Linked DNA regions of Mus musculus: regions 2 and 3 are each linked to region 1. The links are chromatin loops, found by intact Hi-C in ENCODE. Cell type or tissue: left cerebral cortex. All regions are shown on one strand. Region 1 overlaps Gm46418 (a long non-coding RNA gene). Region 2 has its middle 1.7 kb from the start of Cxcl14. Region 3 holds the start of Gm32003 (a long non-coding RNA gene).

Region 1 (2,500 bases):
CCCTTGTGCTGTATCCTTTTGCCTCTGCTGTTTCCATGAGAAGGAAGAAAAACAGAAGAAGACAGGGGAGTGAGGAAGAGGAAGAAAAGAGGAGGAGGAACAGAGGGGGTGAGGGAGGACCAGACAAGGAAAGAGCAGGGTGAGGGAGGAGGGAGGAGCACATGGCTGCTCACAGATTTTTCTCTCCCCCGCCCCCCCAATCTGCATTCACTCACCTTTTAGAGTTCTCACATAGCAGCTTGTATGTTCTATTTAGAATTTCCAGTCACAGTAGGACTGGGCTGTCAGGAGCTTATATTATCATCTTATCCTCATTTTTGCCTGTTCTTGTTGTTGCATAGCAAACACTCCTTATATATGCAGGATACAAGCCCCTTGTCGAACATTTGCATTGTGAATATTTTCTTCTTAGGAATGCCTTCCTAATGTTGTTATTGAGGACTTTCTGGGAAACAAAAGTTTACTTTTTTTGTTTTTTTAATGAAGTTCAGTTTGTTTTTACTTAAATCGTGCCAGTTCATCCCTGCAAACAGCCAAGAGATAGGAAAAGACTTATGCGGGGGTTGCACAATGGTGGACCCACGGCCCACTACAGAAGCCTACGCCAAGGATTCACTTAACGTACATGTTCATATGAACATCCTGAATCCCAGGGTCAGAGTCAGATCTGGAGACACCGCACTCCAGGCTGCGCTCCCAGCTTCTGTTTGCCAGGAATCCTGTTCTCTGCCCAGAGAGTACACATTGTGGGTAGGAGGGACCCTGGCCCCACGATGAATAACAGCAAAGGTTGAAAGCTTGAAACTCCTGATTTTCGGGAGCACGTGGTCCGCGCTGCTGGGCGCAGGCAGGGTTGGAGGAGACAGACTCTGAAGGCTGGGGTCTGCGGGATGCTGCAGGGCTGGCTGCAGTCACAGTATCTCTGTGGGACAAATGCACAAGCACTGGTCCCCAGGATGCAGGGCTCGGAGGAGGAGACCCAGGCCCAGCAGCCCACCGGAACACTGCTGCAGTGCACTTCCGGCCCCTCAGGGGGAAATCAACAGCGGCCTGCTTCCTTGTTGGGAGAAAAAAATATCTCCCAAACCCTTTGCATTCGCCTTCACGTGCCAGTCCCGGTGCTAGTCCCATGTTTGCCCAGAAGCCGCTCCTGGGGTTTGGCAGAACCTGTTTGGACAGCATCAAGGCTCACCGTGGTCCATCAGGAGCAGAGCCTTCCCCTCCCCATGCTTCTGGCGTCATCCTGCCAAGATTTTCTTGCTCAGGGAGGGGCTTTAGTAGCATTTCAATTCTTCACCATCTCAGAGCCGTGTGCCAGGGACCCTGTAGGTAAAGGGCGTCGGAATCAGCCAGATGTGTAAGAGTACATATACCACAGTTCCCTCAGAACTCAGTACTTACCGCCTTGTCCACAAGGGGGCGACTGATTTCCATTTATTCTGGAAGGTCCCTATTGGGTCGTCATTAATGATTACTTAAGATGATATTTCTGTTTCTTTGTGTGTGATTGTTTCAGAGAAACCAAATCTCTTTATGCAAGGGTGGCGCCATTTTCCTCCCAGCTGACAACTTTCAGATGGCCGTTTGTTTGAAAACATATTTCCGAATCATTTACACACATCTTCCCCTGCAGTTAGTCACGGGGTGGGGGATTGGGAGTGGGGTGTCTTCTAACAAATACCACATCTCGACCACTGAGAACAGAGTCTTGTGGTCTTCCGCACCGAAATCAGGCAAATTATTTAAATTCACAGGAAAGGGGGGGGGCGCGTCTTTTTGTCAACATCAAACAGAAAGCATTCTCTCTTTGAACATGTAAATCCCTTAAACATATTCAAGAATTTTAACAAGCATTCCAGAAAGCTATCCTGTTACTCTTTGAAGCCCTGGAAGGATTTTCTTAAAGTAGTCACAGGCTCCTCAGGGCTGGGAGAGCCTTTGCTGTGATGGAGGTAGGAGCTCAGACCCTGGGAGCCCCTCTGTTCCAGAGAGGACAGGCAGCTATCCAGAGAACAGGTAGGCCAAAGGATGGTGAGAATCTTCCAGAAAGAAGAGACAATGGATCCATTTCCTATCTGCTCTGCATCGTGGGGCAGTACGGAGACCTGTCTGCTCGTTCTCAAGGACGACTAGCCGCAGCTCTGGACTCAGCAGCTCCATCCGGGAAACCATGTGTCCCTCAGGGGTCATGAAACTGAAAAAGTCTACACAGTTCAGCTGTGTCTCCTTTGGAAATGGCGGAATGTTTTCAGAGGCAGGTTATTGATGATGGTGTTGTCAATAACGGGGATTGGGAGGGGGGAGATGAGTTAGAGAAATGAAGCTGTACTCATATCACACCACATGACATGAAAAGAACAACACAGACCTGTGTTTACGGTCAGGGAAATTAATAGAACTTTCCACTTACTAAGGGAGAGTTGGCCAAGGAGGTTCTCTAAGATTCTTAGGCAAGGCAAAGGAACCAGAGAGAGTTCTGGGCCATGCATGGGTCAAATGA
Region 2 (2,500 bases), 120 kb after region 1:
CTCAGAGGCTCACTGAAGATGTAGGTGGCTGAGAAGTTCCCCTACAGTACACCCACAACGAACATGAAAGCAACGCTGTCTGCCATGGTAGCGAGCGCTGTGCCTAAAAATGGTCATGGCACAGAGAGCAACTGCAACTGGGCTGCCAGAGAACTTGGAGTGCTTGAGTCTGAGGGGTGGACATGAGCAGGGAGGATGAGGAGGGTGAGGGCAGGAGGGCGTAGATCCCCAGCTGGGAACACTGCAGCCGGAGAGATAAGGCAAGGCAGGGTCTCCAAGGCAGGGGGAAGGATGATGGCTGGCCATAGAGAATAGTCACTGTTGGGCACTCAGCCAGGGCTCTGAGGTAGGAATGGCCTTCTTCCCGTCGGCCATCTTATCCTCCGCAGCCAGCCCAGCTGGTGATCGCTTCATCTGGAAAGGCTTCCCTACTTCTGCCCAGAATCACATCACACACACGGTACTAGCTTCTTTGTGGTGTCTACCTCTGAGGAATTTACACAGTTATCTCACAATTGTGGTGGGCGCTTAGACCCTCTCCTGGGAACAGGTAAGTCCCCAGTGCCTGCACTGAGCCTGGCCCATAGCCGGTGCTCAGCGAGTGTAAAAAGAAAAAGGTAACCAAATTCTCAGGTGTAGTTTCCTCCCTGTGATGGCTATTCTCCGTTGTCAACTTGACTACATCTGGAATTAATTAAAAACCCAAACAGCTAGGAATAGCTGTGAGTGATTTTTTAGTTAATTGGATCATTTGCGGTAGGAAGACACATCTTAAATCCAGATCATTTGGGGTCAGAAGACCCGGCCTAAATCTGGGCCACGCCCTCTCATGGCAGCCTACATAAAAGACATGGAAGAAAGGCGCTTTTGCCTTCGGCCTGCTTTTCTCACGGCCAAGTTATAACCTGCTGCTGAGGCAGGTATTAGAGCCTTCTTTGGGATTCTGATGAGTACTAAAGATTAGCTGAGACATCCAGCCTCACAGACTGAACAGCGATTGGCTTCTCGGGCTTTCCATTGGGAGACAGCCATTGTTAGACTTTCTTCCTCGCTGTGCTGGAAGTACCATTATCATCCCCTCTCACAGAAGAGGACGACTAAGGCATAAGAGTCATTTGCTCAAAGTCACATGCAGATCAACTGATGTCAGACACAGACTTCTTGGTTTTGAATAACATCATTTTTTTAAAGAGACATGAAGAATGCTACAACAGGCAGATCATCACACCAGACGTACAGGGGCTCTTAGCTGTGCGCATGCATTCAAGCTCCAAAGGTGGTGCTGTTTTCATCTTGGTGCAGACCTCTGAGTGGATAAAACTGCCAGTTTTCTTATATTTCTGAAATAAACCCATGCTGCTATACATGAAACAATTTTTAATCTTTTTAAAAATATATGTACTTTTATTGTGTATAAATTGGTGTTCTGCCTGCAGGTATGTCTGTGTGAGGGTGTCAGATCCCCAGGAACTGGAATTACAGACAATTGTCGGGGCTGGGAATTAAACCTGGGTCTAGCCCAAATTTTAATCTTTTAGTGTAATAAATGGCAAAAATTATCTTGCATTCCCTCTGCTGAGCCCAGTGTCCCAATGCCATTGTGACTTTAAGGACAGGTGAAATGGCGGGTGTGGGTTCTGCTTGCTCTTTAAGCACAGCTTCCCCTAGAGGCACACAGAAGAGAAGAAAAGAGAAAGTACAGATTCTGCAGTTAGCCAACTACCACTCCCCCACCCACCCAGAAGCCCCTCTGGGTACTCGCACCCCTAGGAGCTTCCAGGCTAACAACACAGCAAGGTGCAAACCATAGTCTGGGAGCCAAGGCTAGCCCTCTGTGAGCCTAAGATACCTGGACCCTGTCACTGGGTCAAAGCAGCACTTCACCAGAATGCAGGGGCTTGAAGACAGTAGAGTGGTCCTACTCTGCAGTCACATATCCATAGGCCCTCCTGGCTTAGTCACCTGCTTCCTGGTTCTAAAACCTTGGGTGAGATGTTTCTTCCTCACTGTGCCTGTTTCTGCCCTGGCGAATGAACAACTTAAAAGTACCAATTTGAGGGAAGTTGCCCCAGTCAAAGTGACGAATAAAATATATACACAAAATGATGCCCCTAAGTACCATCGTCTGAGCATGGTGTCCTGCATCCTGACAACTGCTCTGTATGATCGTATGTCCTTCTCACAGGTGCCTTGGATGGGCACTATGACAACCCACAGGTTTACAGAGAGTAAACGGAAGCCGTTTAATGGAGAGCCGTGTGCTGGCGAATAGAGGGGTAGGGTGGAATTACATCCACCACCGTCTGGTGCAATGTTCACAAGGTGGGGCGGCCTCCCTCCTGTTACCATGGTCATAGCTGCCTACTGAGCTCTACCTGGCCCTACAGATTCTTATGAATGTATATGACAAGTACCCCGGTTTCTTCACAGCCCCTAGATAGTCACACATGAACATCATACTATAGACCCCTCCTAGGAGTTGCTTAGCCCTCACCACTTG
Region 3 (2,500 bases), 78 kb after region 1:
AAATGCTGGTTACTGCCTGGGAACTTGTGTGACCTCGTGGACTTGCTGTCTACTAACTAGAAATTTCCCAAGGCTCAAACCTGTGTGGTCCCACAGAAAGAACATGGATCCCACGTCAGCAATTGCTCCACAAACGTTGACGGTGTAAGACTGGACCTTCTCTTGAGACGTCAGCCTTCAACAATGAGCTACTGTTTGCCCTTACCTCTCTGACAATTAGCAGAGGGTGAGTCACCCCACTCTGAGTATGCAGAAAGGTAAGGCCCAGATAGATGGGTTGTAATGGGACATGAGCTTATGTGCAGAAACATTACCACTCAGCCACACCACCACTGTGAGAGGCAGACCAGGCCAGGCTTCCACCTTCTTCTATACCCAAGGCCAGAAAACTCCTACAGGAGCAGTCATGCCCTGTGCTAAGAGGGTCACCATGGAAGAGCCTGGAAACTCAGCTCCTACCTCCTTCCAAGCTCTGCAAGTTTAGCTCCATGATGGGCAAGGCCACAAATGCAGGAGGACACAGGCTCCTCCTCCTCCTCCTCCTCCTCCTCCTCCTCCTCCTCCTCCTCCTCCTCCTCCTCTTTCTCTCCTCTTCCGGCTGCAGCTGTTCTCAACTTGTCCCCACTGCCCATCAGGAAACAACTCAGAACATAATTGAGCAGCTGTGGCTGTATAAAGAACCCAGTTCAGAATGAGACATCGAAGTCCAGCAAGTGTGTGCTGTGATCTTTGACCGGATGCTGACACATGTGATGGGCCGAGCCCACTCAGCAAACCCAAAACTCTCCGAGCATCATCTGGACCCTCTTCCTGCTTGTATGCCACAGGGTCAGGATTTGTAGGACCATCCCCTCCCTTGATTCCCTTTCAGAGGTCACAGCTATGTGTCCTCCAGAGTCCGTGGGTCCTGTGATCCCTTGCTCCATTCAATGTGCTCATCAGAAGCCATATTTGAAGCAGCATCTACCATCCATGGTCCACCTTCTGTCTGGATCCACCCATTTAGGAAACCATATCCTTGTTTGACCAGATCACTCCTGCACACGTGTTGCTTTGAATTCTAGCACAGGATTCAGCATGACATTTCCCTTGGATTCCTCTTCTGAGCCAACAGAGTGAGGGCTATTTCCCAAAAAAACAACACATTATTAACAAATGAATAAGAGCCAAGAAAACAATACAGCCAGCATATTTAGTCCACGCAAGCTTGTTTAGAATACAAATCGCAAATGTATTTAATTCACAAGGCTCTTGGGGAAACTTTCAGACCTCTTATATCCAACAGAGCCAAGAAAGTCACCAAAGTGAGGACTATTCACTGGCCAAGGGCTGCCCCACACAGGTCAGTGCCAGGTCCTCAGAGATAGAGGACTCATTCTCAGAACCCTGGTAAGGCCCCTCACCCCACCCACTGGCCAGCCACACTCCTTCATCCCATGGTCTGCCTTTGCCTTAAGCGTGGCCATCCAGCCATGGTCAACAGCATCCAAGATGTTTCCCTGTGATCAAGGATAGGTTAACTGTGAGAAAACAAGACGCCGTTATGACAACCTCCATGAACGCAGGGTAGAACCGGGCCCTGAGTACGTTCAGGCCCAAATAGAGTTGATTTATGAAAACCAAACAAAGTTTCCAGCAGGCCTGGCACGTCTACAGCCTTGGAGAAAAAGCCTTAATTATACTGCCTCTGCTCATTAAATAGATAAGATCTTAGCGGAGGCAAGCTATGTTTTGTCTTCAGGAGAAAAATTTAAATCCATCTGGCTCCATCTTTTACAGTTGTCATCAATATCCTAAGGCCATGTGAAGTGCCCCGAGTTTTCATCTTCCTGAGGCTGGGGTGTTGGGGGGGTGGGCGAGAGAAAAACGGAACATCAACAAGAACGCCAAGGCTGACAGCATGTTGTAGACGCGGTGATTCTAGCATTCCTGTTTCTACAGAACTCCAGAGCACAGCAGGCCCTGCCTGGGGACTGGACCAAGTAATAAAGCATCCACAGCCACCGGAGGAGACAGCCCTGGCGTTCCACAGAAGTGCCACCTGCTGAACGTGGAAGTGGTCAGCCTCGCCTCTCATTGCTCAGGGGGAGACAGTGCTCTCTATGGAGCACACAGCACAGTGTAGGCCCAGGAGGCCCCTCCTTTCACATTCACAGAAACGGTGGTCAACTGTGTCTCAGTGACCACACAGCCTCACCCTCAGGCCTAGGCCTTCCCTTCCTTCAGCTCTTCTTCCGGATCTCATCCACCCACACCTTTTCTCCATTTCCTAAAATCTGTCTCTCCAAGCTCTTATTCCCCAAATCTTCAATTTTTAAATCCAGTTGCCAACTGACACCTGAAATTCAAGTGCCTAAGAGCACCGCTGTGGTGTTGAGTAGGAGCCTAGGGGTGGGCATTCTTGTCTTATGTCTGATCTTTAAAAAAAGGATCTAATTAATCCTTTAATTTAGATATTTATGGTTTGCATATTATATAAAAAAATCCAAGGGTAAATCTC

What was found. A loop is a pair of places that touch in the nucleus more often than their neighbours do. Peaks named below come from ENCODE experiments on the same cell type or tissue, not always from the same donor. Only the 100,000 strongest peaks of a DNase experiment are listed, where the experiment ranks them.
Region 2: it touches region 1 in a loop (4-fold over the local background); 22 of 42 quality-filtered maps call a loop at or near these places.
Region 3: it touches region 1 in a loop (2.6-fold over the local background); 2 of 42 quality-filtered maps call a loop at or near these places.

The regions. Positions count from the first base shown.
Region 1 is chr13:56,421,424-56,423,923 of GRCm38, reverse strand. It overlaps Gm46418 (a long non-coding RNA gene), which reads right to left. Exons shown (of 7, transcript XR_003950506.1): 7 at 112-1,323. Among named protein-coding and RNA genes, the nearest start is that of Gm3045, 3.9 kb to the left of the region's middle. In left cerebral cortex, a CTCF peak has its summit at 1,410 (motif pointing right); a DNase peak (open chromatin) is centred at 1,410.
Region 2 is chr13:56,296,967-56,299,466 of GRCm38, reverse strand. No RefSeq gene overlaps it. Among named protein-coding and RNA genes, the nearest start is that of Cxcl14, 1.7 kb to the right of the region's middle. In left cerebral cortex, a CTCF peak has its summit at 1,252; no DNase peak of the experiment used is centred here.
Region 3 is chr13:56,343,794-56,346,293 of GRCm38, reverse strand. It overlaps Gm32003 (a long non-coding RNA gene), which reads right to left and starts at 534. Exons shown (of 3, transcript XR_382481.2): 1 at 460-534. In left cerebral cortex, no CTCF peak of the experiment used is centred here; a DNase peak (open chromatin) is centred at 1,055.